Regions from separate parts of the Homo sapiens genome. Here region 1 is linked to region 2. A link is a loop called in an ENCODE intact Hi-C map of the cell type or tissue named here. Cell type or tissue: gastrocnemius medialis. All regions are shown on one strand. Links, peaks and the distances in the headings refer to the core of each region. The heading gives the core; the rest is flanking DNA.

What was found. Hi-C counts contacts between places; a loop is a spot of excess contacts. Peaks named below come from ENCODE experiments on the same cell type or tissue, not always from the same donor. Only the 100,000 strongest peaks of a DNase experiment are listed, where the experiment ranks them.
Region 1: it touches region 2 in a loop (2.5-fold over the local background); 15 of 110 quality-filtered maps call a loop at or near these places.

The regions. Positions count from the first base shown.
Region 1 is chr7:36,094,360-36,110,389 of GRCh38, reverse strand. It overlaps LOC101928618 (a long non-coding RNA gene), which reads right to left and starts at 15,080. Exons shown (of 2, transcript NR_108089.1): 1 at 15,014-15,080; 2 at 9,737-11,402. It also overlaps the pseudogene MARK2P13. In gastrocnemius medialis, for the core only: no CTCF peak of the experiment used is centred there; no DNase peak of the experiment used is centred there; H3K27ac peaks cover 2,431 bases.
Region 2 is chr7:36,046,311-36,062,340 of GRCh38, reverse strand. No RefSeq gene overlaps it. Among named protein-coding and RNA genes, the nearest start is that of EEPD1, 99 kb to the left of the region's middle. RefSeq lists an enhancer at 3,971-4,472. In gastrocnemius medialis, for the core only: a CTCF peak has its summit at 8,171; no DNase peak of the experiment used is centred there; H3K27ac peaks cover 4,706 bases.

The DNA of each region.
Region 1 (16,030 bases), core at 4,673-12,672, 47 kb before region 2:
CTTCTGTGGTAGTGCCCCTCATGCCACCCAGAACTCTTCCAGGGCCAAAGTAAGGTGGCCCCAGGGTAGAGGTGTACAGCCTGGAGGCTTCCTGTATATCTAGTGATCACATCCCAGCCCTTTGATGGACAGAACCCTAAGGAGCTGCGGGAGTAGTGAGAGCTGAGAGGAACATTTGGTATTTGTTTCTACCTGTCCATGGAGTGCGAAAACCTGTTCAAGTGAATCCTCATGCTCAATCCAGCAAGAGAGGCCCTCCTATGGGGAGAAACTAAAGCTTTGCGTTGAGTCATTCTCTGACTACAAAGACCTGGGCAGGCAGAACTGATGGTGTCCATGGGTCGTACATGGGAAGGGATCCAGGACTAGTTGCAGGACAATGAAGTGTTGGCCACCTATCTTCTCCCAGGCTACAAGAGATCCAAGCTGGAGGCTTGGATCATACCCCTGAAACTAATGCCTGCAACTGATCCCGCTACCAAGCTGCCCTCCTTCCCCATCCACAAGGTACAGTGTATCATCCCTGCCAACCCAAAACAGCAGAGATGCAGTGAGCCTGCCATTCCTACCTTTACTTCATACTCTGAGAATAGTCGAAGGAACAACACAGAAATCAGAGGCCTGAGGAGGACCTGGAGTCAGGGCAGAAGCCAGCAGCACAGCTAACGTGCCTGCTAGTCCCCTACCTGGCCTGGAGAGAGGACCACTCCCCCTGCACAGCCCCCCAGTGAGGCCCTGTGGCCTCCCCCTTCACCCACACCCCAGCAACAGTGGTGGAGCCCCAGGTGGAACCAACTTCCCCCAGGGCGTCTCCTATAGAGAAAACTAAGTGCACACTGGGCACCTTGGACAGGTGCAGGATCAGTAGAATTTGCCCAAGGTATGACCCAGCCTTTCCCTATGGAAACAGCCAGTGCTGGCAGGGGACCACGGGGAGGTTCTTCAACTTCCTCTGCAGGCACCTGTGTTTCAGGTTAGCCAGAAAGAACCAGCCTGAGGCTGAAAGCAGAGTGCAGATAGCGAAACCTCAGGTGGTGGACAGCAGGGCAAGGTTGAGCACAGGAAAGAATGTGGGAGGTCAAGCTAGCTCCTGGCACTTGCCATGAGGCAAGGAAGTCCTGAGCTCCAGGGAGCCCAAGGAGATGGGGCAGGAAATGGGCCATGCTGGAGGCAAACAGCTGTGGGTAGGAGTGAGCAGAAAACACACACTGCTGTGCATGGCCCGCCTGGCTGAGAGGATCTCATGCAGTGGAGGACGCAGGTGTGCAAGCTGCCAGGCTTCGCTCAGTGGGATCAGATCAGGAGAAAATCCCATACCTCCCTGGCCTTCAAAAGCATTGTCCTTAAGATAAGTGCTGACTTGAAAGGTTGGCCAGGGGCCACCTGGGGAATAAGGAGGGCAGCCCATCTGCCCCAGCTGGGGAAACTGCAGAGACTGGACTGCTTCTCCAGGGGCTCTTCTTCCTTCCTGTGCTCCTCTCTGTCTTGTCTTCTGTGTTTATTAGGAAGAGGAGATGGTTCTATAGAAATAAACAAACACGATCAACACACACACAAATATATATGCCAATTTACTATATTTAAATACAATAGTTAAAAAAACCCTGCTCTATGACTGCAGCTGTCACAAGACAATCATCTACAACTTTCCGAAGGGTGGGCCCTGAACCCTTCAAAACACTCTTGTGACCCACCTGAAAAATGATAAGAAAAACAATATCCTCAATGGAAACCAAAGCCTGAAAGAGCATCCCGAGAGTGGGACAACTGTCAGTGGCTGTAAAGAGGCTTCCCTGGAGCTATGACAATGGCTCTTGCTGCTGGGAAACAAGGCCTGAGGGCCACACCTGTGTGATGAATACCGCTCTGAGACAGCCACCCCACTATGTATAATCCTAAAACAATCTCAGTGTATCCTCTCTCGTGTCCTGTGGGTGGCTGGGCTCAGCTAGGTGGTTGCTCTGCTCCTTGTGGTCTCTGCTGGGCTCACTCCAGGAGGGTACATCAGGCTGGGGACTGGGCTGGGTTGCAAGGTCCCAGATGATTCTCTCACACTCTGAGGCCCTGGTGCTGATTGAGGGCTGGGGTGCCTCAGTTTTTCTTCCTGTGGCCTCTCAGTTCACAAAAGGAGAGTCAATACTTCCCTATAGCATGGCAGCTGAGTTCCGGGAGGTAATATTCCAGGAGAAATGAACGACTGCTTATCAACCCTTTGCTTGCCTCACTCTCACAAATCACATGACTAAGCCTGGAGTGAATGTAGGGAGGGATCACACAGGGAGGAGAGTGCAGGGAGGCTGGACCCCCTGGGCAACTGTGTATAGTCTATCACACACTGTTATGCAGCAAGGCACTGGACTCCTTTAGAGAAGTGGATGAAAATGCTCCTGGTGGTGGGATTCCTGGCTGAGTGTCTGTACACAGGCACAGAAGAGAAAGCAGAATTCATGTTATGTATAGAAGATGAAGGTTTGTTCATTGCCCCTCTCCATGGTGTCTGTCCATGGTGTCTGTCTGGCCATCCTCTGCCACAACTCCCAGTGAGGCAGGATCTGATGTAGAATGTGCAAGTGGGCTGCCAATGCCTGGAGTTTCCTGAGTTTGGGAACACAGGGAGCCTACTCTGATAAAGAGGGACAAATCCACTGTTAAGGTCACACTAAAGGAGACGTTGCCTTGTCACACTGATATAATTCAGGACAGCATCCAGCTTGGCCACTGCACACAAGTTGGTGCCAAGTCAATAGCCTGACTGAAGCTCATTGATTGGGGAATCGGGGCTTGCTTTGCCAGGACTGAGGTCTTGTGTGTTGGGGCAACATTTCCCTATTCAGCTTTCAAATCTCATCTTGACCCTCACTTCCCGGGAAGTCCCCTAGCAGAAATTACTTGTAATTCACATCCATATTCTCTTCCTCTCCCTTATTTCAACAGGCACTAGTCTTACTGATTTCATGTCTGCAGTCCTGCTGCACCATCAGCTCCGGGAATAGAAGAGTCAGGAGTGTGCTCCTCACTGTAACTCCAGTGCCTAGCACTATGGGCGGTAAAATTGAAAACACAAATGCTCTCCCTTCTTGTCATCTGCCACCTCTCCCTTTCCCTAAATCGCCATTTACTTTAAAACTGCTAACTAAGAAGCAAAAGGCCAATGACCTTGGTCCTCTCTGACCAGGCCCCAGGTGAGAACTATGTCCTAAGGGGCAGTGGCCACAGGATGTGGTATTTGGCTGGAATGATGTAACCTCTGCCCTTTGACATCGTCATGTAACTGGGTTGTCAGCTAGAGCCCTAAATAATAAAATGCAAATAAAACCCTCATTTCTTGTAAAATGGGACCCCAGCCAACTTCCCAATCTCAATGAGGATTCTTGTAAGTCAGATATTTCCCTGGGTCTCCTCACATTCTGATTTTCCGCTTCCACTGAATCCTGGCTCTTTCTCCCTCCCATCTTTCATATTTTAAATGCCCCCTTCTCCCTATCCTTAATCTACCCAGAGAGTCAGCTCCTTTACTGTATTTCTCCTAAACCTCACTCATCCAAGGCCATTACATAACTTATTAAAGACCAGTGTGTCCGTGTTTGTGTGTGTGCGTGTGTGTGTGTGTGTGCGCACATGTAAGGGTTTCTTTAGAGAATAGCACAGCTGATAAAATAGACTATTGGACACTATCAGTCTTAAAATGTCTCTGGGACCCCCTTGCCTGGGCCCCAAGTCCAAAATGGAATATGTTCACTGGCCTTCTCTTCTGGTAGCTGTCTGCTCAATTTCTGGGACTTCTTCACTTGCCTTCAACCTCCTTGTCTCCATGCTGGCTCACTTACTCCCTACTCCCTAAAAATCATGTTTTTCTGTTTAAGGCTAAAGAGCATGCATTTTTATTTATTTTTTCTTAAAGTGTTCCATCTTTATTGAGGTATATTTGAAGGATACAAAATCACATATATTTAAAGTGTGCAATTCTATCAGTGTTGACATACACGCAGCCATAAAACTGTCACTTCTAAACAATATTTCCACCATCACCTAAAGTTATCTTGTGCCCTTTTAATCCATTCTTCCCTCAATCCCATCCCTAGGCAACCAGTGATACGCTTTCTCTATACAGATTAGCTTGTATTGGTTGGATGCGGTGGCTCACACTTACAATCCAGCACTTTGAGAGGCCAAGGTGGAAGGATTGTTTGAATCCAGGAGTTCGAGACCAGCCTGAGCAACATAGTGAGACCTCATCTCTACAAAAAAAAAAAAAAAAACAAAATTAGCTGGGCATGGGGGTGCATGTCTGTGGTCCCAGCTACTCAGGAGGCCGAGTGGGATGATCTCTTGATCCTGGGAGATTGAGGCTGCAATGAGCTGAGACTGCACCACTGCACCCCTGCCTGGGCAACAGAACAAGACTCTGTCTCAGAAAAAAAAAAAAAGATTAGCTCATATTTTCTAGTGTTTTACATAAATGGAATCATACGGTATGTTCTTTTTTTGCCTAGCTTCTTTCACTCAGTATGATTTTGAGATTCTTCTCTGTTATTGTGTGTATCAATAGTGTGTCTTTACTGCAGAGTGGTATTCCATTGTATAGAAGTCCCACAGTTTGTCTGTCATTCATATACTAGTGGATTTGGGTTGTTTTTGGGTTTTGGCTCTATATAAAGCTCCTGTGAACACTTGCATTCAAGTCTTTGGGTTTCATGCTTTCTTTCCTCTTTGATAGATACCTATAGTGGGATGGTTGGGTTGTATTGTAGGTGTATGTTTAACTTTTTAAGAAGCTGTCAAACTGATTTCCAAGTTGGTCGTGCCATCTTACACTCTCTCCAACTATGTAGGAGAGTTTCAGTTGCTCTGAGTCCTCACCAGCATTCAATATGGCCGGTCATTTTAAAGTCAGCCACCTACATTGTTTTATGTTTTTGTGTTTAGAGTTTTTAAAAAAATGTACTCAAGTTTAGCCAACTCTTGGCTTCATTATACCAAAGTTTACAGGAATAAAACCAGATTATTTCTGTTGCTCCAGTGATATTAATAGTGTCTACTCTTAACCCCCAAAGTGTCCTGGTTTGGATGCTAAAGTATATGTTTTATCTGCTTCCAGCCCGAGTGGCCATGCTCCCAGGCTGTCCTTCCACAGCCACACAGCCCATCAAGGCATTCTGCTCAACGAAGACTTTTCCTTCCTCTGAAAGAGACTTTCCTGCTAAACAACTTTTTTCCTTACTACAATCTGATTGCAGTAAGCAAGGATGGCATAACATAACCATCCAAATAAGTTGAAAACTTTTGCCCACACAAAAACCTGCACACTGATTCATATTTGCCAACACTTGGAAGCAACCAAGATGTCCTTCAACAGATGAATAGATAAACAAAACGTGGCACATCCAGACAATGGAATATGATACAGCAGGAAAAAGAAATGAGCTCCGGACATTCTGGAAAGGTAAAACTACAGAGATCATAAAAAGATCATCTCTTTGAAGTCTGGGTATTTGGTAAAAACAAATCAGTGGTTAACAGGGGCTTGGATGGGGGAGGGAGGGATGAATAGGTGGTGCACAGAGGATTTTTAGGGTAGTGAAATGATTCTGTTTGAGAGTGGAATGGTGGATACATGGCATTATGCATTTGTCAAGATCCATGGGACTGTATATCACAGAGCGAATCCTAATGTGAACTATGGACTTTAGTTAATAAAAGTGTTCCTGTATTGGTGCGTCCGTTTTAGCAGGTACACCCCACTGATGCCACATGTTCCTAGTGCTGAGAAGAGACCCTGCTCAGGGTATGCTCTGACTTTTTTCCTCAGCATGGTCAGGCTTCCCTTACCCCTTTCTGCCACCCACCTGCCCATCTGCTGCTGAGGTGGCTGGTGGCCCCTTTGTTACTCACATAACTGTTTGTGGGGCCTTCACGTGTTTTTACAGAAGCCCAGTGACACCCCAAACTGAGGGGACCTAACAGCTTTCCATGGGCCTGTGGCCTGGGGCAATTCTACCTTCCTATCTGAAAATGTGGTGGTCAGACCACTGCTATTTAAGGGTCCTCTGTTCTGAACCCTCAGTAACCCCATGGTTGGGGATCCCCCTGTCTTGCACAATGAGAGGATTGGGAGGATGATTGTCTTCCCATCAGTTATTTCCACTTCAGTGTTGTGCAGCCTTCTTGCTTAAATGGCTTGCTTAATTCAGTTCCCAGAATAAACCTTTGTTTACATCCTGAATTACGTGACCTATTAATAACAAAAATAGCCACCTTAATGAAAAGTACTTTGCTGACCTCATATCATCTCTGAATATCATGTGTTATTAGTCACATTTTATGGATTGGAAAACTGAAGCTCAGAGAGGTTAAGCTACTTGCCCATGGTCACACAGCAAATATTGGCAGAGCCAGCTTTCAAATCTAGGTTTTTCTGATCCCAAGGGCTTTCTACACTCCACTCCCAGTGTAAACACTAGGAGGATCACGTTTAGTTGCTTTTAAAGGGTTATATTTTTTTTAATGAGGAGGCTGGTCTTTAGGAGTTTCAGTAGAAAGAAATGAGCTTAAAAGTTAATAAAATCATCAATGCTTGGATACATTAGAAAAGAGCGTGAAGTCAGTGGGGTGGAGGGAGAGGAATTCATATTTGCTAGGGGACTTCTCTGAATCTTGAAGCAATTTTAAATACAGTTCTTCAGAAACTGCTACTAATCATTAGAGTAACTAGCAGTTACTGATCATATACCATGTTTGAGACTGCAGTCATCCCACTGAATAGACATTATTTTGCAAATTCTCACAACCTCATGAAGTCAGTACTATTGGGAGCCCATTTAACAGATAAGCCAACTGAGGTTGGTTAAGTCCTTGTCCATATGCCCCTGTATATGAGGGAGCAGGTGTGTTCAGGGAATGCCAGCGCTTCCTTCTGTTTTAATCTGTTTGGCCATCTGATTGTTTTATGTATTTATTTTCTTTCTATCCTGCTGGATGTTTGTTTCATAAGGGTTGTAGTTATCTGTCTGGTTCACCCCTACAATCCTAGCTACTTGACAAACTATGCATACAGACTCCAGAACTAGTTTTTGAATAAGTGAATGAGAAGCATGGTATCACTTCCATTTAAGGTTCTGGGCCCATCTTGTGTAATAGAAAATGAAGAGCCTCATAGGGATACAGGGGATACTGGGATAGGATTTTCACAGGAGGTTGAGGTGTTTTCAGAACTTTAGTGGCTAGTTTGAAATGAGTTTTGAGGCGCTGAGGGGAAGCTTCAGCTCCTTCTTCTCTTGTCTTCTCACTGCCCTCTGGCCCAGTTCTTTTCCAGGTTCCTCCAGTGCAGGTCAGGATGGAGACCCTATCCCATAACAAGGGCAGAGCCCTGTAGAAAATTTCACCCATCATTTACCTTCTTAGAACTGCCCTGTTCTCACTGCACATGGACAGAGAGAGGACTTAGAGCTCATTTACATGCTTGTTGTTGGTTTTTTAAAAAGTGAAATAAAAATGCTCTTCTGCCAGGACTGTGATGTCACCCAGGGCTGTGATTAGCTGGAAACAGGTGAGTAGATAAAATCAATGTTAAAAATTATTCACCATTCAATGTTCAGAAAATTCCGGAATGTGGCTGTCCGCTTGATTGAGGAGGAGTTCAGAATTCATCCAGGGTCACCAGCAATCAGTTCTAATATAACTAACATTTTCAAAATGTTAATATCTCACTTACCGTGATGCTAAGGACAGTAAGTGTGTGCTGCATTTACTTATCCACTTCGTTTTATCATTTGTATGTAAAATATGTTTGCCTTTACCTCACCCACCAGCCCCTAGGTTTTTTGAGGTATAATTGGCAAATAAAATTGCATATATTCAAGGTGTACAACTTGATATTTTGATATATGTATACATTGCAAAATGATTACTGCAATCAAGCTAATTAATATATGCTTTACCTCACATAGTCAGCATTTTCCTCCTTCCTTCTTTCCTTCCTTCTTTCCTTCCTTCCCCCCTTCCTTCTTTCCTTTTTTTGGTAAGAGTCTCTCTTGACGTCTCCAGCTACTATTGTACTGGGGCCTATCTTTCTCTTAAGCTCTAATATTTGCCTTATATATCTGGATGCTCCAGTGTTGGGTGCATATATATTTAAAATTGTTATATCCTCTTGCAGAATTGACTACGTAAGAACACTTGAGATCTACACTTTTGGCAGATTTCAAGTATGCAATACAGCATTGTTAACTATAGTTACATTACTATACATTGGACATCTGTTTGCTTTTATATGTGTGAATTATTTGGTTTTACTGAAAATATATTAACATTGCACAAGAGGTTGCATACGGTTGTCCATTACATTGGCGGCCCCAGTGAGTCATGATCCCCCTCCCCACATCTCCAGGTATTCAGGCCCTTGTGTAGGCCCCTCCTTGAGTCTGGGCTGGATGTGTTTCTTGCTTTAACGGTAGAATGTGGTGGGAGTGAACACCGTGTCTGTTCTGGGATGAGGATGTAGAGTCATGGCATCCTCTGCTCCTATGCTTTGGGAGTCCTGGGCCACTGTGTAGGAAGTCCAGCTACTCTACTGGAGAGATTACGTAGAGTAGCCTCAAGGAGAGGGAGAGGCCCTGAGACATGGTGAGAGACTGAAGCACAACTGTCGCATTCCATGTTGAATCCAGACTTAAGTCAACCCATTGGCTCAATATACTCACATGAGTGACCACCAGCAAGCTAGCAGAGTCTGGATTGGATCTGTTACTTGCTCAACAACAGAGCTGAGCCTGGTACAGATTGTAGAATCATGATAAAATAAAATCATTGTTACTTTAATCTACTGCATTTTGGGATGGCTTCTTATGCAGAAATTGATGACCAAAACATTATATAAAAGCAGAGATTCTCAACTCTGGTGATCTAAAAGTACCATCACCCAGGGTTCTAACCCTTCAGAGATTCTGATTTGATTGGTCTTGGGTGAGACATCATATATAAAGTTTTTTAAAGTTTTATTTTAAAGATGAATACACAGGATGAATGGAGGAACAAATGGTGGTATGTACATACAATGGAATATTATTCAGGCATAAAAAGGAATGAAGTACTTACATGTGCTACAATGTGGATGAACCATCAAAACCTCCAAAAGAAGCCAGTCACAAAAGGTCACATATGATTCCATTTACACAAAATACCCAGAATAGGCAAATCCATAAAGACAGACAGCAGATTGATGGTTGCCAGGGACTGGGGTAGGGGACATGGGGAGTGACTGCTTAATGAGTATGAAGTTTTCTTTCAGGTTGATGAAAATGTTTTGAAACTAGGTAGAGGTTGTGGTTGCACAACATTGTGAATGTACTAAATGCCATTGAATTGTTCACTTTAAAATGGACATGAAAAAGGTTAATTTTGTGTAAATTTCACCTCAATAAAAAAGAAGAATCAGAAGAGGGAGACAAAAGAGGAGGTTAAAGTGAGGCAATGTGGGAAGGACTTGGCCTGATATTGCTGGCTTTGAAAATGAAGGAAGATGTTATAAGCCAAGGAATGTAATGGCCTCTAGGAGCTGGGAAAGACAAGGAAAGGGATTCTCCCCTAGAGCTTCCATACAGGAATGCAACCCTGCCAACACCTTGCTTTTAGCCCAGAGAGACCTGTGTTGAACTTCTAACCCACGTTCTGACTTTTAACTATAACATAAAAACTTGTGTAGTTTTAAGCCACTAAAAAAATACACAATCATTTTAACTTTATTTTTAAATTTTATTTTGGGGCATAACAGTTTGGTAAGGTTTAACATATGTTTAGATTCATGTAACCACCACCACAATAGGATACAGACAGTTCATCATACACAAATTCTCTCATTCTTCCCTTTGTGGTCACACATCTCCCACCCCTAATCCCTGGCAACCACTGATTGTTTGCCCATTACTTTCATTCTTCCTTTGCCAGAACATCTTTGCTTTGTTCTGCATCTTAGGAGGAAAAGTATTTCTTTAGTATTGATTTTGGAACATGTCTGTTGGTGATGAATTCTTCCAGATTTCATTCATTGAGAATGTCTTTATTTCATCTTCGTTCCTGAAGGATGTTTTCACTGGATATTGAATTCCGGATTGACAGTTTTTTCTCTTTCAGCACTTTAAAAATGTTATTCCATTTCCTCTGGCCTACTTTTTTTTCCTGAGGAATCCACAGTTATTTAAGTCAATGTTTCCCTTTATATAAAGTATCATTTTTCTCTGGCTGCTTTCAAGATGTTTTGCCCTAGTTTTTAGCAGTTTAATTACGATGCATCTGGGCACGGTTTCCTTTGGGTTTTGTTTGTTTCTTTGCATCCTATTCTTCCCCTTCTCCCTCTGGAACTCTAACACTATGAATATTAGACTTTTTCGTATTGTCTCACATGCCTCCAATACTCTGTTCATTAATTTTTAATTTTTTCCTTTTGTTCAGATTGGATAATTTCTATTCAATCTTCAATTCACTGACTTTCTCTATTTTGCTATTGATCTTATCCAGGGAATATTTTATTTCGGTCATTGTAATTTTCAGTTCCAAAAAGTTTCTCTTTTGTCCTTCTTTGTATCTTCTATAGTCTTTATTGAGACTTTTTTGTTTCAAGAGAATTTTCCCTTACTTCTTGGAATATGTTTATAATAGTCGCCTTTGCATCTTTAATAATTTCAACATTTGTGTCATCTTGCAGGTGGCATCTGTTGATTGTTCTTTTCCCTATAAGTTGAAGTTTTTCTTGTCTTTCATATGTCAAGTAGTTTTGGATTGTGTCCTGAACATTTTGAATATTACATTATGAGGATCCATGTCTTGTTTAAATCCTAAAGCGAATTTTGAATTTTGTTTTGTTTTGTTTTTGCAAGCAATCAGTCTAATTAGGCTCCAGACTCGAGTTCTCCTGTGGACTGTGGTTCTAATATCAGTTCAGTTTTCAAAGCCTTTGCAGTGCTATGGGAATCTGTTGTGTGTATGTTGCCCAGTGGCCATTTGGTGGCCTGGATCATAGTCTCATGCACAGTTCAGTTCTCACACCATGTGCAGCTTAGAAGTAAGCCTCGGAGTTAATATGGAACTGCTCTCTTGAGCAGTCTCCTTTCTGAGATTATTCTGGCATTTTTGGCCCACTGAAGCCCCATTTTTTTTGTCCTCTGGTTAGAAAGCTAGGTCTTTAGTTTTCCTACCTTGCTGCATACATCTCATGGCTATACTTGAGTCTGTCCCACCAGGCAGTGTATGAACAGAGAGAGAGAAAAGGGAATGGTATTTTGTCCCACCCTCTTGGGACCACAGCTTCTCTAGTGGAGGGAAGACTCGCTTCCCTCAGAGCTTTAAGTATTTCGGTGCTCTCCAGGCTGCTGTTGCCATTGTTGTTACTGCTGCCACTATGGGATTACCTGGGGGTTGGGTGGGCAAGAGTGAAAAAAGATTTAAAAACCAGGGACTTTCTCCACTTCTTATAACTCTTAGGTGTCCCCACAACCACCTTGGACCAGAAAGTGAGGATTCTTTTTAGAGCCCTGCTTGCTTTTGGTGTGCACATCCAGGCCAGACTAATGAGTCCAGGCCAGATGATACAAGAGGGGATAAAAGATGAGAGATTCATGGTGGTTTTGGTGGTACTTCATATTCTGATCTCTTTCCCCAATTCACCTGCTCCTGTTTACTTGTCATGGTCCTTAGATAGCTGTTCAATGTAGTCTGTCCAGGGTTCATTTTTGCATTTTGTGGGAGAAACAGGGTAGGGTGTGCTTACTCCACCTTGCCCAGAACAAAAACTCCAATATATATGTCTTAATCCAACACTATAAATGGTTAAAAAACTTTGCCTTCAGCAACAGGCATAATGACCAATGCTAATTGCCAGGATTGCCTCCAATAGCTGTGTTCTTTCTGCTGGATAGAGACTCCTGGGCCACCTTAAGGGTTAGCTGAGGCAGGCACTACTATGATGGGTCACTCCTGAGGCCAAGCTACTTGAAGCAGCTCCTGTCTTCTCAGGTGCTGGTTCCTGCCTTCATCTTCCTATTCCTCCCACCCAACAGAGTCCAGGAGCTAAGTAAGGTAGCCTGAACCATGACAGAAGCATCAGTGAGGAATTGGAGCCTGGAATGTCTGACTGAGAAGTTTGGTCATGACTTAATAAGTAAAGGAAGCTCCTGAAGATTCTCAAGTAGCAACATCATGTAATCATTATCATTAAAATAATAACTAACATTTATTAAGCCATGCACTATCTTATATGTTTTTATATACATTATTATATATATATAATTACATTAAATTTTCTGATATGGTTTGGATTTGTGTCCCCACCCAAATCTAATATCAAACTAATCCTCAATGTTGGAGGAAGGACCTGGTGGGAATTGACTGGATCATGGGGGCAAACTTCCCCCTTGCTATTCTCATGATAGTGAGTGAGTTCTCATGAGAGCTGGTTGTTTATAAGTGTGTAGCACTTCACACTTTGCTCTCTGTCTCCTTCCTGCCACCTTATGAAGATGTGCCTGCTTCCCCTTCACTTTCCACCATGATTGTAAGTTTTCTGAGGCCTTCCCATCCATAGTTCCCATACAGCCTGTGGGACTGTGAGTCAATTAAACTCTTTTCTTCAGAAATCACTCTTTTCATACATAAATCTTATGTCGTTCCTTATAGCAATGTGAGAACAGGCTAATACATCTTCCAAACAGGTTGCAGGATAGATACTATTTTTCATTTGCAGATGAGGAAACTAGTTTTACCTGGAAGTGACAGGTTACTAACATCAAAGGATCAGGAAAGTGCCATCCTAACTTATGTTGAGGAGGTGAAGAACTGGATGAGCCCAGACACATATAAGCTTGTGACCTTGGGCATTAATCCCCTCTTCTGCAAAAAGGGGATAGCAATGGTGTCCACCCTGCTCTGTAGATAGGATAAGATTATGAATGTAGCATGCTTAGCACAGTGACTGGCACAAAGGAGGCACTCATAAATCACCATTTTTATTTGTTTCCCTTCTTCGGTGTAGCTGAACCAGCACATAGAGTTCTACTTGAATCTCCAAGGACTGGCAGGTGTCCTGGACCAGACTCCATTTTTAGTGATAATTGGATGCTTATTATCACCTAGAGATCTGGCTTGACAGTTATTTTGCACTTTACCAAGAAAAAACAAGTAGCTATGCCTTGGTGGCAGTCAGATGGCCAACACATTAAAATGAGTTTGCATAACCCACTACTTTACCTATGGTCAAGTGTTTAAAATGTCATCTCATCTATTTAATCAATTCCATTAAGATGTTTTTCTCTCAATTTCTGTGGAAGATGCAGGGAAAAAAGGTAATATGTATTTGTCTCTAGCATTTTCACTTGATGTGTGAGGTCACAGTTAAAAGCAGCTACCACATATTTGGTCAAGAGTTCAGGGACAATCTGGGCAGCAGGGAGCAGTAATGTCTCCATTTAAGATGCAGGAGCCAATGACTAGGTCAGTAATTTTCCACTGGCTTCAATGAGAGCCCTGACAGGGAAAGGGGTAAGAGGAAAGGAAGAGGAGATTGTGGGAGGAAACCGAGCTGGGCAACTGCATTGCGGAGACACAAGGACTGCCAGCCAATTGTCTTCGACTTGCCTATGCCAAATGTTCTGGAAATGGACTAAAGTGGGAGAAATATCACAGCAAGGTGGGACTGGGTGGCGTGTAGGGGAAGCAGGGAATCAGCAGGGGCTGTGACATCAGAGGAATCCTGTTCTTAACAGCTGTTCGCTACTGGCCAGTTGTTTAACCTCTTTGACTGAGCCTTGATTTCTTTACCAAGTGGGCAAAAAAATACTCATCTCGTATGATTGTGGGGAAAGCAGATGAGATAATGTGTGTGGCACAGCCATGGGGACTGGGGCCCAGGGCATGCTCAATAGTGCTACTTTCCCCTTTCCAACCCGGATGTCAGAGGGGACCACCTGCCCTCCAAGATCTAGAGAAGAGGATCTCAAATCCCCACCCCATCAGTGCCCAATTTTAGATTTTGGTGAAGCCCCAGGAATAATATTTCTTGCTTCCACTCCACTATGCTTTCCTCAATTAGGTTTTTGATCTAGCCCAGATGTTGACCTCAGCTTCAGACACACACACAGACTCAACACTCACACTCTTACACGCTCACACACACACATGCTCACACACACCCACTAATAAACATATACACACCACTCACACACACTCATACATGCACAATCTCACACACATACACACAACACACACACTCCCACACACGTACATACTCTCACATACACAACTATATACATGACCTACGTTCACTGAAATAATATTGTTCAGCACATTGTGTATACAGCATTCTAGGAAACATCTTTTAAAAATTGTATTAAACTCACGTTTCTGTCATTATCCTGTTATAAACCCTTCGATTCACAGATGATAAACTCTTAACAACACAGGGCATCGGTAATGATCTGAGCATCCTCTTTTGAACATTTGTCTACGAACACTTCACTACACACATAGGCCCTCACACACACAATCCCTCCCTCACACAGCCCTTGCATTCAAGACCCCTGTGTGTGTTCCAGCTGTGCTGAAACTCTGGGGCTATGGAGATTTATGCTATAAAGGACAGGGGTACAAACTGAGTACAGTCTGGTTTTTTGAAGTCTTGGACATGTCCACTTGGGCTGTCCTTCCTGCCACATTTCCCCTGCCCGCTGTTATCCCTTTCCCCGCTTCCTTCTCTCTTCCCTCACTCTGCCTTTCTGGCCCCCATTAGGGCACTTTTTTCTAACGTAAGGTGGTCTAGCATTTCTTTGTTGTCTTCTTCCAGCTCAAGCCCACAGGCTCTTGTTTTCTGCTTCCAAAGGCTTATGGAGGTGTTCTCCTAAACACACATGGTTCCTGTCCCAAGGACTTCCGGAGCAGCTGGAGAAATGCAATATGCTTGTTTTGCTCTGTTGCCTTCTCCCTGTGCAGTGTTCCATGGCCAGGGTGGCGGTGGCAGTGGTGTTAATACCTGGAGAGCATTCCACGCTTTTCTCCATTGCTGCTAACTTCCCAGGGTCCCCATCTGCACAAAATACGCCCTGGATCAATACAGACTAACTGATGGCATAAACACAGCTGATGGCATCAATCACTTTATGATGCAAATTAGATACACATTCTTTCTAGAACAGAGGCACCCATCACCACCGCCATCAGAGGTCATTGGGTGTTACTACTAACTTGGGTGACACTAAACAGATCTGGGATACAATCCTAGCTAATTCGTTGCGCACTGTCTGACATTGGGTGAATCGCTTCACCAATCTGTGCCTCAATTTCTTGACCTTTAAAATGGGGGTGATGATACTTGTCCCCAGAGCGAAATGTACTGCAAAGTGAATGAAGCTAAAGCTTAGGTAGCCCTCACTTCTAAAGACCTGCTTTTGTATCTAATTTCATGTTGGTAAGTTGGTGTTCCTTTTCCTTTCTAAAGAAATTATTTTATTTTTTTCCTCTTATTTCAGTCTATTTGTATTAGCTCATATGTGTTCCTTTTCAAAAAAGGCTCCCCAAATTGTATACAATTCTGGACCCAAAACACCTGGCTTCTGTGTGGGTTGGGAGGAGGAAATGAGACGATGTCTGTAAATGCTCAGCCAAGACTGTTCTGAGTGCTCCAGGCATGGAAGCCATTGCAGCGAGAGCACCAGGACGTCTGAACCCATCCTGCTGGCACCTTCTTCTCCATGTCCCCCCTAAATGGGCCTGCCAACTGGGGCGAACTTCTGCAGGACACAGTCACTCAGGCCTTGGAGCCTCCGTCCAGCTTCTTGCAGGCACAGATGCATGCCTCCTCTTGACGCATGCAGCTTGGAAGCTCTCCCTAGACACAGCCAGCTTGACAGAGGCCACATCGTTCAAACCTCGTGCCAGTTCCCCTCCAGCTGACATGGTGGTGCCAAATGGGAGGAACCCCATATTAGTCTGTTCTCACATTACTATAAAGAAATACCTCGCCTGTAATCCCAGCACTTTGGGAGGCTGA
Region 2 (16,030 bases), core at 3,671-11,670:
TGTCTTCCCTGAAAGAGAGAGCCGCAGCAGGAGCCAGCTTGCTGGAAGGAATTGACTGGAGTGTTTTCTTCATTCTGAATCCGCTTTCCCTGCCTGTCCCCAGCAGATGTGGGCCAGCCTTATGGAAAGACTCATTCTAGATGAGTGGGATTCTAAGAAGCAAGTACAAGCGGATTGCCACCCCATCGTCTTGTAAGGCAGCTGGCCTGGAAAATTCAGTCCCAAAAGGCAGCTGTGACACAGCTGTGAGGTTCTTATCACCACTTCACCAACCTCTAATCACAGGCTCAGAATTAGAGCAAACGGGACAATCAGTGTGATGAGAGAGGGAGAAGAAGACCTGTGACCCAGCTACCAAGAACCCTTTTCTACCCCCAATTTGCCCTCCAGATGGATTCAACTCTCTAGGGCAAAACACCCTCTTTCTGGGTTTCTGGGACCTGTGGGAAGGAATATGGGGGGCTTCTACCGCACAGGGTCTAACTTTAAGCCAATTTCATCTGAATCCCAAAGGATGAAACCTCTCTTCTGACATCAGGAAAGCGACGATATTTCAGCCTAGGCACACTAATCTGGCCGTTGAGAGATGTTTTGGAATGAACTTTTCCAAATAGTATCTTCCACAAAGGAAGGCAGCTAAGATTTGAGGCCAGATTCCTTGAAAGTGCCATTGTTACTCCTCTACCCTGCTGGGACATAAGGTAGCAGGAGGAGGCATTAGATGCAGATGGGTGCAGCATCCACAGAGCAGGCTGAGTGAGCCTCTTGGTTTTAGGGCTCTGGATGCAGCTGTGGGAACCACTCCAACAACTGTGTCCTCCACATAGGCTCCCTGGAAAAAGGTGCAGGGTATAGGCTGCACCACAAGCAGGCAGACACATTTTTATTATAGAATCAAATGGATGTAACATTTTAACTTTGCAGGGCTACTTTGCAGTTCATGAAATAAAACCTGTGCACAGACATTATCTTCCCAACAATCTTTCATTGGAAATTTTTTTTTAATTTTTATAAATTTTTGTGGGTACATAGTAGGTGTATACATTTATGGGGTACATGAAATGTTTTGATACAGGCATGAAATGTGAAATAAGCACATCATGGAGAATAGTGTATCCATCCCCTCAAGCATTTATCCTTTGAGTTGCAAATAATCGAATTACATTATTAAAGTTATTAAAAAATATGCAATTAAGACCGGGCGTGGTGGCTCATGCCTGTAATCCCAGCATTTTGGGAAGCCAAGGTGGGCAGATAACTTGAGCTCAGGAGTTTGAGACCAGCCTGGGCAACATGGCAAAACCCTGTCTCTACAGAAAATACAAAAATTTGCCATGCGTGGTGGCACGTGCCTGTAGTCGCAGCTTCTTGGGAGGCTGAGGTGGGAGGATTCCTTGAGCCTAGGAGGCGGAGGTTGCAGTGAGCCAAAATCATGCCACTGCACTCCAGCCTGGGTGACAGAGTGAGATCCTGTCTCTCTCTCTTCTCTCTCTATATATATACACACAGACACATATATATGTGTGTGCATATATATCTATATATATGTATATATGTGTGTATATATGTTTACATATGTATATATATACACACACAAGTATGTTATTATTGACTATAGTCACCCTATTGTGCTATCAAATAGTAAGTCTTTTTTTTTTGAGATGGAGTCTTGCTCTGTCGCCCAGGCTGGCGTGCAGTGGCGTGATCTTGGCTCACTGCCAGCTCCGCCTCCTGGGTTCATGCCATTCTCCTGCCTCCTCCTCCCGAGTAGCTGGGTCTACGGGTGTCCGCCACCATGCCTGGCTAATTTTTTTTTGGTATTTTTAGTAGAGATGGAGTTTCACCATGTTAGCCAGGATGGTCTCAATCTCCTGACCTCATGATCCGCCCACCTTAGTCTCCCAAAGTGTTGAGATTACAGGCGTGAGCCACTGCGCCCGGCCAATAGTAGGTCTTATTCATTTTTTTTTTGGACCCATTAACCATCCCCACCTCCCCTCAATCCCCCAATACCCTTCCCAGCCTCTGGTAACCTTCTACTCTCTAAGTTTATGAATTCAATTGATTTGATTTTTAGATCTCACAAATATGTGAGAACATGTGATGTTTGTCTTTCTGTGCCTGGCTTGTTTCACTTAACATAATGATCTCCAGTTCCATCCATGTTGTTGCAAATGACAGGATAGGCTGAATAGTACTCCATTGTGTATCTGGTACCACATTTTCTTTATCCATTTATCTGTTGATGGACACAGAGTTTGCTTCCAAATCTTAGCTTTTGTAAACAGTGGTGCAACAAACATAGTGCAGATATCTCTTCGATATACCGATTTCCTTTCTTTTGGGTATATACCTAGCAGTGGGATTGCTGGATCATATGGTAGCTCAACTTTTAGTTTTTTGAGGAACCTCCAAACTGTTCTCTGTAGTGTTTGTACTAATTTATATCCCCACCAACAGTGTATGAGGGTTCCCTTTTCTCCACACCCTCATCAGCATTTGTTATTATTGCCTGTCTTTTGGATAAAAGCCATTTTAACTGGGGTGAGATGATATCTCATTGCAGTTTAGATTTTATTTCTCTGATGATCCGTGATGTTGAGCACCTTTTCATATGCCTGTTTGCTATTTGGATGTCTTCTTTTGAGAAATGTCTATTTAAATCTTTTGCACATTTTTTATCAAATTATTAGACTTTTTCCTATAGTCTTCCCGACAATCTTGTGAGGTGAGTAAAGTATGGATTTGACAAGATAACAAAAGACGTTGTAGCTATGCCAACATCACACCTTTTGTGATTGCTGGGAGCACCGAGGTTCCCTGTCAATCTTCCTGAAGCAGGAAATGAGGTGGGCCTTGGGACTTGGGGCGGAAGGGCCTTGTGCTGGATGCTGGAGGATTGGAGGGCAGAGGAGGCAGGGAGGGGCAGCTTGAACAGCCTGTGCTAACACAGGGCCTGAGAGGGAGCCACCACTGAACTGCCTTCTTTTCTTGCTAAAAGAGAGGTGATGGTCAATTTTTTGTTAATCTCAAGGTGAAGAAATTGTAATATGAAAGACTAGTGATAAGCATTAGAATAAGTTAATCATTAAATTAAGGTTGCAGCCGGGCACGGTGGCTCACGCCTGTAATCCCAGCACTTTGGGAGGCCAGGGCAGGCAGATCACGAGGGCAGGAGTTCGAGACCATCCTGGCTAACACGGTGAAATCCCATCTCTTCTAAAAATACAAAAAATTAGCCAGGTGTGGTGGCACGCCCCTGTAGTACCAGCTACTCAGGAGGCTGAGGCAGGAGAATTGCTTGAACCCGGGAAGGGAGGTTGCAGTGTGCAGAGATGGTGTCACTGCACTCCAGCCTGGGAAAAAGAGTAAGACTGTCTCAAAAAAAAAAAAAAAAATTAAGGTTGCATCATTATTATACATAGAGTAATATGCTTGAATAAAAATGTAAAAAATATCTTTCAACTGGGAGAGATCTAAATGAGGGAAGCCACTTCATACGTATTTGTTGTTCACCTACCATGTGTCTGGCACTATTCTGGGTGCTTGGGATACTGCAGTGAGCAAAACAGATCTCTTATTTTGTGGAGCCTACATTCTAGAATTTAAAAATAGACTATAAACCACGATTACAATAAGTAAATTCTTTAGAATGTTTGAAAGTGATCATTGATAGGGAGATATTAGGTTGATGCAAAAGCAATCACAGTTTCTGCCATGACTTTTAATGGCAAAACTGCGATTACTTTTGCACCAACCTAATAAAAAACAAAATGCAGACACAACAGGAGTCCCAGGAAGGGGGAGGAGAGCGAAGACTCCAGTTGTAACTAGGAGGCCAGGGCAGGCCACTCTGAGAGACACCTGCCCCCAGACTTGAAGGAGAGAAGGGAGTTCATCTGCAGACATCTGCCGTGCTCCGGTCTGAGAGAATAGCCGGCCCACAGGCCTGGAGCTTCGTGTCCCTGGAATGCTTGGTGGCCTGTGCTGCTGGTGGCCTCCCACAGTGAGGGAGGGACAGCAGCAGGTCACCTTTCAATGTCAGAGGGGCAGCCACAGGGTGAGATCATAACGCTCTTAAAAGTCATTGTGAAAACGTGGCTTTTGCTCTGAGTGAAAGGTGGAGGCTTTAGAGGTCTCTGAGCAGAGGGTTAGAATCATTTCACTTTCTCATTATATCCTTCTGGCTGCTGCCTTCAGTAGGGTGAGAAACTGGAGGCCAGATGAGGGACAGACAATGTGGCTGGGGCTGGCCGGTAGCAATGGATGTGATGACCGGTGCTTAGATACTGCATGTGCTTTGAAGGCTTTGAAGGTAGAAACAACAGAATTTCCCCCAAGGATCAGATGTGGAGTGTGACAGTAAAAATGGAGGCAAGGGGCCGGGCGTGGTGGCTCATGCCTGTAATCCCAGCACTTTGGGAGGCCAAGGCAGGCAGATCATGAGGTCAGGAGATCGAGATCATCCTGGCTAACATGGTGAAACCCCGTCTCTACTAAAAATACAAAAAACTAGCCAGGCGTGATGGCACACACCTGTAGTCTCAGCTATTCGGGAGGCTGAGGCAGGAGAATCGCTTGAACCCAGGAGGTGGACATTGCAGTGAACCGAGATCGCACCACTGCACTCCAGCCTGGACGACAGAGTAAGACTCCATCTCAAAAAAAAAAAAAAAAAGACAAGGAAGAGATAAGAGTTTTTTGGCCTGAGGAAGTGAAAGGGCAGAAATGTCATGAACTGAGACAGAGACAGTTGTGAGCGGAGCACATTTTTAGAGGAAGAACAGGTTTGAGACCTATTAACTTGGCGATGTCTACATGTTGTGTTAGATATATGTGGCGATGTGTTGAGCACATGAGAATCTGGAGCTTGGGAAAGAGGTTTGGGCTGGAGTTGCAGCTTGTGGGTGGTTGGTGTGTAGATGATTTGTAAAGCCCAGAGTCTGCATTGGTTCACCAAGAAGCAAGTACAGATGGAGAACAGAAAGGAATAACTTTCAAGAGAGCATAAAAATAGACTGAAACATTACATATTTCAGATGCAAATTTTAAAAAAAATACATGTTTTTTGTTAATCACCCTACAAATGCAAAGCAATCCCAATGATGTTTATGAGCTCTACAAGAAGGACCCCTTTTACAACAATAAAATCCCTTATTTTTATTGTTACTGTTTTTTGGTTGCTTACTATTTATCAGTTCTTGGATGTACTAAGTGTCTTGCATGCATTATCTCATGTGATTCCTCAACAATGCTATGAAAAGGCACTATCATTATCCCCTATTTATAGATGAGGAAATTGAAGCACAGAGATTTAGTAACTTGCCTAAAGTCCCATAGTTTACTTGAAAGGAATAAATATAACTAAGAAATGTGAAAGAGGTAGAACAATAGGAGGAAACTTAATCTACTTTATATCAAAGTGTATTCTAGCTACTGTCATTAAAATAGTGGAACATTAGTGAAATGTATGTTTGGGAATTTAGAATATGGTAAAGAGCGTGTTCTGTATCATTGAAGATGAACTATGTTGGAATAGTTGGATATCTGCTGGGAAAAACATTAAGGATTCCTGTTCCCTGCCAGTGGCAGCCATGAAAGGGCACTGCTATGCTTGCCCCCGTGACAGAGGGTGTAGTTCCCTGATAGGTCCCAGCTGCAGCCCCCTGGGTCACCTGCAGCACTGGAGGTGAGGCCATGCTTCTCCCAGACAGCCGGCCCTTGAGGACACAGTGGGGGAACTTGAGCCTGCTAATTCCTGTCCCTGGCCTGGGTCTCCTCTGCAGGCTGTCTTTGCTCTAACACTCCCTGTGGCCTGGCTGAGGCTTTCTCAGAGGCTGCTCCACAGTCCAAGGCTCTCTCTCCTTTCTTCCCCTTCTCCTTTCATAGATATCCGACCTTCCTCATAGTCTGAAGTCTTTCCCTGCTTCCTCCTGCTTCTTCTCCTTTTATTGTTCCCAGGCATTATCCCCAATAAATCTCTTGCATTTTTAACCCCAATTTCATGATTGTACCCCAGAAGACTTAAACTGACCACCCCTGTATGCAGACATGCTGGAGAAACAGAAGAGCTGCGTGTAGAAAGTAAAGGATGCATGTACAACTGCATGTACATATACATGTGGCTGCATGTACAACTATGAGGAGAAAATAATCAGGAATATGTCTATAATGATTGGGGTAGCTCTCTTTAAGGAAGAGCAAAATCTGAAAGCATGATAGATAACATGGGATAGTTAGTTATGTGGCAATCAAATATTACTGTCCTGCAACAGAAACCATACATAAAATTGACTACAAATAGGGGGAAATTGGGAGTTGTTGTTCAAGGGGTATGGGGTTTTGAAAAAATTCTAGAGCTCTATTGCACAACAATGTGAATATATGTAATACTACTGAACTGTACACTTAAACATAGTTAAGATGGTAAATTTAATGTTATGTGTTTTCTTTTTACCACAATAGAAATAAATAAATACATATCAAGGAAAAGCAGAGAAAAGTACCAATTAAGTGAAAGTATTGAGTATTTTTAGGAAACACATTCTCTTGGCCAGGCATGGTGGCTCATGCCTGTATATCCCAGCACTTTGGGAGGCTGAGGTAGGAGGATCACTTGAGCCTGGGGAGCAGAGGTTGCAGTGAGCCAAGATCATGCCAGTGCAGTCCAGCCTGGGTGACAGAGAGAGAGACCCTGTCTTAAAAAAAAGAAAAGAAACATATTCTTATCATTACTGAAGAATGCCGTTAATATACCCTCTCCCTCCTCAAAAAAAAAAAAACAACAAAATATGAGCTTTTCATTTTCATTTCATACTGACCTGGCTGAAGGCTCTCAGCTGTAACCTACAGAAATGCTTCTGGCCAGGGGGCTGGGACTGCAGGCATCTGTGGCCATGTCACAGACTCGCTTTATCTCCTGAAGGGACAGACTGAAGAGCCCTCAAGTCACACTTGAGTAGACTACAACTAGAATCAAGCCAACTTTTGACATTTGAATGGTGATACTTAGCCTGCAGCTTCCTCTACATGCCAGGCCCTATACTCGGGCCTTCTGCACGGGTTGTCTGCTTGATCTTCAGACCCTGGCAGACACTGGATAGCTGCTTACCAAACTCATTTCCCTCTTCTCTTGAGCACACAAACCCTGTGCTCTTCCTTTGGGAAGATCCAGGAGATCTTCCTTAAAAATCTACTAGAGAAGAGCTTCAGAAAACCAAAATGTCTAAAGGGACATCCACATAAGAACTGGTGGTGTGTGTTCAACATATGGTCTCTTGTAGAACTAAGATGAAATGTGGGCTGAAAGGGACGTACATAATGTGTAATGCCCCAAAGCTCATCTGGTGTGGACATAGCACCAATATGAAAAAAATGGGACAAGGAAAGAATGATGGAAGCTATATGCAAAAAGAAAATTTAACTGCTCTCAAGAATCATATAGATGCTGTAGATTGGTATTGTTATTCTGAGACTGTTGTGTGTGTGCTTTGGGATAAAGTAAATGAGTCATCGTGGGATATTCTAATCCCATCATTTCCTGGGTCATTGAGATCAAGAATTATTGATGTAGAAGAAAGGAGATAAAAATGTAACATTAAGGCAATGAAGTAAAAAAACCCTGTTGCCCTAAATTTGAATTGGAAGTATCAGTGTGATGGTATTTTAACTTTTCAAAAATATAATTTTCTAGCTCTGTCTAGTGAAGAGGCCTAGAAACAATGATTAATTCTGAGTAGCAGTGACATCTCTGATACCCAGATTGTGGGCTTGAAATACTATTTCTCACTAAAATAAACAGAGCGTCTTGGGAGAAATGGCCAGTTGCATGTCTGGGTCAGAAATGTACAAGGTGAGCCTAGAGCCTCTGTCATATCAGGCAGTGAGAAAGCTACCAAAGACCAGTGGAATTGTGCCCCAAAGCACTCAGGAGCCAACCTGAAGAGGTTCCCAGGCTAAAGATGGGCAATTTGAAAGCCAACAAGAATAATAATTAAAATAGATCAAAACCCGTCAAATGTGTTTACATATGCAAGTTCATAATGATATTTTTAAAAGCAGATGGTCACCTTCATAGCATGATAGAGAAATAATTCATTATCTTGAAAAGTAGTAAATAAAGGGAAAGAATGAAGCATTTATCTTGCCTTTCCTGTATGAAAGGTACCATCCACTGGGTGGCCAAATTGTAGATGAGAGAAAATATCTCTTCATAAAAGTATTTAACTAATTAAATAAGAAACTATAGAATTAGATTGTCACCCTTTTAGAGTCCTTAATGAGCTAATGGATCCAGTCATTGACATCAATATCAGCTGTGGCCAACAGCATGAGTTGGAAGGGGCAGAAAGAGAGAGAGAGAGAGGGATGTAAAAGAAGATGGAGGAGGAGGAAGAAGAGAAGAGGAGAAGGAGGAGGAAGAGGACGAGGAGGAGAAGGAGGAGGAAGAGGACGAGGAGAAGAAGAATGTAGGAGGAAGAGGAGGAGGTGGGAGGGAGAGAACACAGACATTATGTGCTTCCCAGTGAAAGAACATACCACCACCTGTAATCTTGCCAAAGGGGTTGGAAATGAGACAGATAAAACCTCTGATTTCAGCTGTCAATTTTAAGGAAATACAGAGCTCAGAAGAACACACTGAACTGTACCATGAGTACCCAATCAGCACAACTCAGACTGTGAGGAACTCTACGTGTTAAGTGTCCCTGTATTTTAGAAAAATAAAGGAGAAATCTGTAAATCTAATGATACTTAAAAGACATAACAAATGGTTTTAAACAGCAAGCCTAAACTATAGTGACCAGGAATGCACACTTAGGTGATAGAACTGTAAAGAAACACCAGGAAGTGATAGCTCTAAAAGTCAGGAGAGCATTTACTTCTAGGGAAAGGGAAAGAGTTGAGGGTGGGACAATGGGGAGAAGGCTTCTGGGGTGCCTGGCGAAGTTCTGTTTCATGACTTGGTAGTGATTAAGGATGTTCACCTTATAACTCATAAAGCTATACACTTATTTTATCTGGGTTTCTATACAGTCATCCCTCAGTATTGGAGAATTGGTTCCAGTTTTCCCATGGATACCAAAATTTGCAGACACTCAAGTCCCTCATATAGGCATACACTGGAGATACTGCAAGTTCAGTTCCAGACCACCACAATAAAGTGAGTATCACAATAAAGTGAATTGTGAATTTTTTGGTTTTCCAGTACATATAAAAGTTATGTTTACACTACACTGTAGACTACTAAGTGTGCAATAGCATTATGTCTAAAGAATGTACATATACTTTAATTTTAAAATATTGTTAAAAATGCTAATGATCAACCGAGATTTCAGCAAGTTGTAATCTTTTTGCTGCTGGAGGGTCTTGCCTTGCTGTTGATGGCTGCTGATAATCAGGGTGGTGGTTGCTGAAGGCTAGGGTGGCTGTGGCAACTTTTTTTTTTTTTTGAGACAGAGTCTCGCTCTGTCAGCAGGCTGGAGTGCAGTGGCGCAATCTAGGCTCACTGCAACCTCCGCCTCCTGGGTTCAAGCGATTCTCGTGCCTCAACCTCCCGAGTAGCTGGAATTACAGGCACGTGCCACCACACCCAGCTAATTTTTGTATTTTTAGTAGAGACAGGGTTTTACCATGTTGGCCAAGATGGTCTTGATCTCCTGACCTTGTGGTCTGCCTGCCTCGGCCTCCCAAAGTGCTGGGATTACAGGTGTGAGCCACCGCGCCAGGCCAACTGTGGCAATTTAAAAAAATAAGACAACATTCAAGTTTACCACATTCATTGACTTTTTCTTTCATGAAAGATTTATCTGTGGCATGGGCTGCTGTTTGATAGCATTTTACCCAGCTGCTGCTTTATCCACTAAGTTTATGTTTTATTCTAAATCCTTATTTGCCATTTCAACAATGTTTGTGGCATTTTCACTAGGAATAGATTCCATCTCAAGAAACGACTTTCTTTGCTCATCTATCAGAAGCAACTCGTCATCAGTTTGAAGATTCATCATGAGATTGCAGCAAGTCAGTCAATTCTTCAGGCTCCACTTCTAGTTCTCTTGGTGTTTCCACCACATCTGCAGTTGCTTCCTCCCCTGAGGTCTTGAACCCCTCAAAGTCACCCATGAAAGTTGTAATCAACTTCTTCCAAACTCCTGTTAGTGCTGAGATTTTGACCTCCTCCTGTGAATCACGATTGTTCTAATGGCATCTAGAATGGTGAATCCTTTCCAGAAGGTTTCAATTGACCTTGCCCAGATTCCTCAGAGGAATCTCTATCTATGGTAGCGATAGCCTTACTGAATGTGTTTCTTAAATAATACTACTTGAAGGTCAAAATGACTCCTGGATCCATGGGCTAGAGAAAGGATATTGTTTTAGAGACAGGAAAACAACATTAATCTCCTGTACATTTCCATAAGAGCTCTTGGGTGACCAGGTGCATTGTCAATGAACAGTAATATTTTCAAAGGAATCTTTCTTTCTGAGCAGTAGTTCCCAGCAGTGGGCTTAAAATATTCAGTAAACCATGCTGAAACAGACGTGCTGTCATCTAGGCTTTGTTGTTCTATTTCTAGAACACAGGCAGAGTAGATTTAGCGTAATTCTCAAGGGCTCTAGAATAGTAAATGAGCATTGGCTTCAGCTTAAAGTAGCCAGCTGCGACTCCTAATTACCTCCTAATAAGCGAGTCAGCCTGTGCTTTGAAGTTTTGAAGCCAAGTGTTGACTTCTCCTTTCTAGCTATAAAAATTCTAGATTGCATTTTCTTCCAATAGGAGGCTATTTAATCTACATTAAAAATGTATTGTTTAGTGTAGCCACCTTCACCAATGATCTCAGCTAGATCTTCTGGATAACTTGCTGCAGCTCCTACATCAGCACTTGCTGCTTTGCCATTTTATGTTGTAGAAATGGCTTCTTTCCTGAACCTCATGAACCAACCTCTGCTAGCTCCAAACATTTTTTCCGCAGCTTCGTCACCTCTCCCAGCCTTGAATTGAAGAGAGTTAGAGCCTTGCTCTGGGTTAGACTTTGGCTTAAGGGAATATTGTGGCAGATTTGATTTTCTATCCAAACCACTCAAACTTTATCCATATCAACAATAAGGCTGTTTCACTTTACTTTTAATTTTCTTCAAGAACTTTTCCTTTGCATTCACAACTTGGTTAACTGGTATAAGAGGCATAGCTTTCAGTCTGTCTTGGCTTTGGACATGCCTTCCTCATTAAGCTTAATCATTTCTAGCTTTTTATTTAAAGTGAGAAACATGTGACTCTTCCTTTCACGTGAACACTTAGAGGCCATCGTAGGGTTATTAATTGGCCTAATTTCAATATTGTTGTGTCTCAGAGACTAGGGATACCCAAGGAGAGGGAGAGAGATGGGGAACGGCCAGTTGGTGGAACAGTCAGAACACACACAACATTTATGGATTATGTTCTCCATCTTATATGGGTGCGGTTCATGGCACCCCAAAACAGTTACAATAGTAACATCAAAGGCCACTCATCACAGATCAACATAAAATGTATAATAATAATGAAAAAGTTTGAAATATTATGAGAATTAACAAAAGGTGACACAGAGACACGAAGTGAGCACATGCTGTTGGAAAAATGCCGCCAATAGACGTGCTTGGTGCAGCTGTGCCACAAACCTTCAGTTTGTCAGAAATACAGTATCTGAGAAGTGTAATAAAGCAAAGCACAATAAAATGAGATAGATTGTATAAAATGGCATACTCTTTGCATATAATCTACACAAATCGTCCCATACACTTTAAATCATCTCTAGGTTACTCATAATACCTAATATAAAGCAAATGCTATGTAAGTAGTTGTCATACTCTATTGTTCTTTAATTTGTATTATTTTTATTGTATTGTTATTTTTTATTTTTATATCTTCCAAATACTTTCAACCTGTGGTTGGTTGAATCTCAGATGTGAACTGACTGTATGTGTTTTGACAATTTTTTAAAAGGGCAGAGAAAAGAGAGAATTATAAAGCCTCCCCGCACCCCCCCCACACAACACAGCAGGACTTCCATTCATTGCAACGATGGTCTCAGCATTTAGAGGTTATGAATGGTATCTGGTGTCTTCTGAGAACATTTTAATATTTCCAGGATATTTTTAGATATTTTTTGTATGAACTGCGTTGTCTTGCATTCCAATATGTTAAAAAGTAGTGATTCCAAGTATGGTGTGTTACAGAGGGGCTGGCAACCAAGGTCTCTCTTCCAGCTCTTACGGGCGATATTGCCTGGTAGCAGCTTGAGGAATGCACGTTCCAGGGAGTCACCACCTTTCCACAATGCCCTTTGTTTTCCTCTCGCCCAGATCTCACTAACTGTATGCTAACGAAATGACAATATGGCACAGCTCGAGAGGATCTCAGAATTCACTCAGTCCAGGGTTTTAAAAATGTGCCCCACCACACAGAGACCACCTGCAGCAGCATCTCTGGGGACCATTAATAGTGCAGATGGCCCCTCCAGGCCTGCTGAAGGAGGCTGCCTGGGGGAGGGGCTTGGATTCACCTTTACAGGAGCTCCCTAAGCAACTCTGACACTTACTCAAGTTTGATATCTAGGTTTAATCCAATAGGTCTAATCCATCCCCTCTTTTATCAGGTGAGGAGGTGGAATCTCAGAGAGGAGGAGGGGCTCACTAAATTGTCACGCAGCAAATTGGCACAAACCTGGACTGGAACCCGGGTCTCCTATGCCTAGTTCTCCACCCTTCCAGTTTGTTTCCTCATTCCCTTCTTCACTCAAACACAGGAGCTACCACAATGTGCCACCCCTGGATAAAGCTCAGGAGTACAATTCTGAGTGAAGTAGAATTAGTCCCTGCCCTTACAGTGCTTACCATCTAACAGGTGAGGCCAACATGAATTTTTGAAATCCCCATAATGTATAACTACAGCCCATGATGTGGTCTGAGAAAGTGCAGGGCATCTCACCCTGTGCAGGTGGACAGGGCTGCCATCCACAGGGAGGTGCCCCTAGAGCTGAGATGTGGAGAGGCAGAGGCTACATGGGGACCCTTCCAACCAGAGGGGCCAGCTCTGAGGTCACAGGAAATACAGCTCCATCGAGCAACTCAGAGAAGCCTAAGGTAGCCTAGGACACTTAAGGCCCCAGGTTGAAAGGACTTGAAGGTGGTGTTCCTTGTGCACTCCTGGAATTACCTGTCCCCATCTGTCTCTAGGACAGCAATTCTGAAACCCAGCTGTGCATCAGAATCACTTTGGGAAATTTACAATCACTTCCGGAACTTTACAATCACTTCCTGCCCCAGCTGAGCATCGTGATTCAGCAGGTCTGGGGTAGATCCCAGGAATGTGTGTTTATTCTGATGTGCAACCAAGTCTGGGAACTTCTGGCCTGGGAGATATCAGAAAATTGGAAATGATTGGGGTTAAGTGGTGCACTGGCTTTGAATTCCTTCTCAGACCCTCAGTGTGCTCATTTGTCAAGTGAAAATAGGGAAGCAAACCTGTTTTATGGGCTTGCAGCAGGGTTGTACCAGATATCTGCAAAGAACCAAAATGGGGCTTGGTACCTTGGTACATGCTCAATACATAGTGACTGTAATTAAATCCAGACATCTGGTTTCTGAGAGAGCTATTTTTAGAAAGAAAAATATTTTTATCATTCTGCAAAATTTACAATGGTTTTTGGGAAATCCTACATTGCACCCCTCCCAACCTGGGGACAATTCTTATTCCTTCCACACTCCACACTCCCCACCCCCACCCCACTGAGGGCAGGAGATTTAGGGTCAAGTTTGCTTTAAATGTCTACCCTCCCCCACACCACCCCCAGCAATGCTCTATTCCCAGCTGCCCATATGGGTGAATAATCTTTTCCCTAAAAATAGAGAGCAGGCACAAGCTCCATTGAGATTGAATTTCACCTCTTGTTTTTAAGGCTGTCAATCTGGCAACCAGTACTGAGGCGAAATTATCTTTTTGAAAATCTTAAATGATGAGAGGAAGGCCTCTGGGGTATGAATTCTTGGCATTGGAACAGTTATATGGCAGAATCTCCAGATCTGAAAAATTGAGCAAGATTATTTGAACCACAACTATTTACGCTTGCAAAATCAGCGTAGACTCGTGGACTGGTTCAGCTCCAAATAGCACAACGAATGAACAGAGAGGGAGGACAGGGGCCCAGAGTTTGCTTTGAGATATTGTCAAAGTTGTTTCAGGTCTAGTGTTTAGTGCCTTCATTCTAGGAGAGAATAAAAGAGAGTATAAAATTAGAAGGGAGATGGAGAAGACACGACTGATGGGGAGAGGGGCTGAAAAGCCTAAAGAAAAAATGGGAAGTCTGAGATTGGGGTTTGCTTGTCCCTTCTCTCTGTGAGTGGCCCCAGGCTTCTCCCCTACCTAGGCTTTTGTTTCTTTTTTTCTTTTTCTTTTCTTTTTTGGCAGGGTCTCGCTCTGTCACCCAGGCTGGAGTAGCTGGGATTATAGGCGTGTACCACCACGCCCGGCTAACTTTTGTATTTTTAATAGAGACGGCATATTACTGTGTTGGCCAGGCTGGTCTCGAACTCCTGGCCTCAAGTTATCCTCCCACCGCAGCCTCCCAAAGTGCTAGGATTACAGGCATAAGCCACTGTGCCCGGCCCTGATGCTCTAGGCTTCTCTGTGTGGGACCCCTCTTCCAGGTCAGCTTCATCCCTAAGTGTAGGCTGAGTTCCTTCCTTTATTCTCTCAAATCATAATTAGCACAAGACAGTTGTGTTTAACCAACTTTATTGAAGCCTTAGGGTGATGTAAGAGAATTACAATGCAGAAGAGGAAAACTGAAACGCTTGACTGTTAGATTCCACCCAGTGCCCCTACAGACTGTCAGCCACATCCAGCCACAAGGGGCTCCCTGCTGGCTGTCTTACTTAGCTCTATCCTGCTGCCATATTGCATTGGTTCTTACCTTCCCTGAACTGGAAGCTACTTCTCCAGCTCCTTCTTATCCAACTCCAGGACTCTCCTACTGACTCTCTCATCTATTCCAGCCAGATACAGTTTACACCACAATAATCTCTGTAAGATCTTCCTGAGCCCAGGAAAATAGACTTTGACATTATAAACAGCATACTTCACATCTCAGCCTGAAACACCTGCATATAATTTGCTTCCTGGGTTCAGGCTTCCCTGAGAGCAGTAGGTAGATAGGTGCTTGCTTCTACCTGGGAGCATGACCCCCTCATGCTCCAGCCCTGATTCGAACCACAAGTGATGGTTTAGAAAGATCTGAATGAAATTGGTTATAGGCAATTTTGGAGTTACAAAGAAGAATCCTTAGAGCAAAAATAAGTTTTAGTTAAATAAACAAACCTTTAAATAGTTCATTGGTGAATTCATACTTTATCAAATTTGTTTGTTTTGCGAATAGTAGATGGATATCAGCTAATTTAATTACATAATAATTACATAATAAAATTCATCGTTTGAGATTCTTCAGATTTAAAAAAAACTTACCTGGGATTTCTTTTGGAAATAGCAGAAAAAAGAAAACAAACAAGAAAACTTGTCATTCCTTAAGGACAACTCTATGTTACATTTTCTGGACACTTTTTGCATATTACCATATTTAATTAATCAATCCAAAGTGGTAATACATATTATACTCATTTTCCAGTTGAGAAAATTAATATAGGTATACAGTGGTCAAGTAACTCATCAAAGGCTACTCAACTAGAAAGTGGCCAAACCAGGATTCCAAGTGCTCACCAATCACAGTAACTGGGACTAGGTTGTGGTCACCAGGGAATGCAATGGTGGGATAAGCCTTGAGCTGGTGTTTTGAGAGGGCACAGATAATGAATGTTTAATGGGCTCTTTGATGCCCTTGGAATAAAGTTGGTATGTATATCTAAAGGAATTAAACACTCCAGCCCTGATTCGAACCCAAACAGCATGTTCTATATGGCTCTGCGGTGAACTGGGAGCTCACTTTAAATGTATCTGGAGGAAGTCTTGACTCAAAGCAGAAAGAGCTCTGATTGGCCCAGGCTC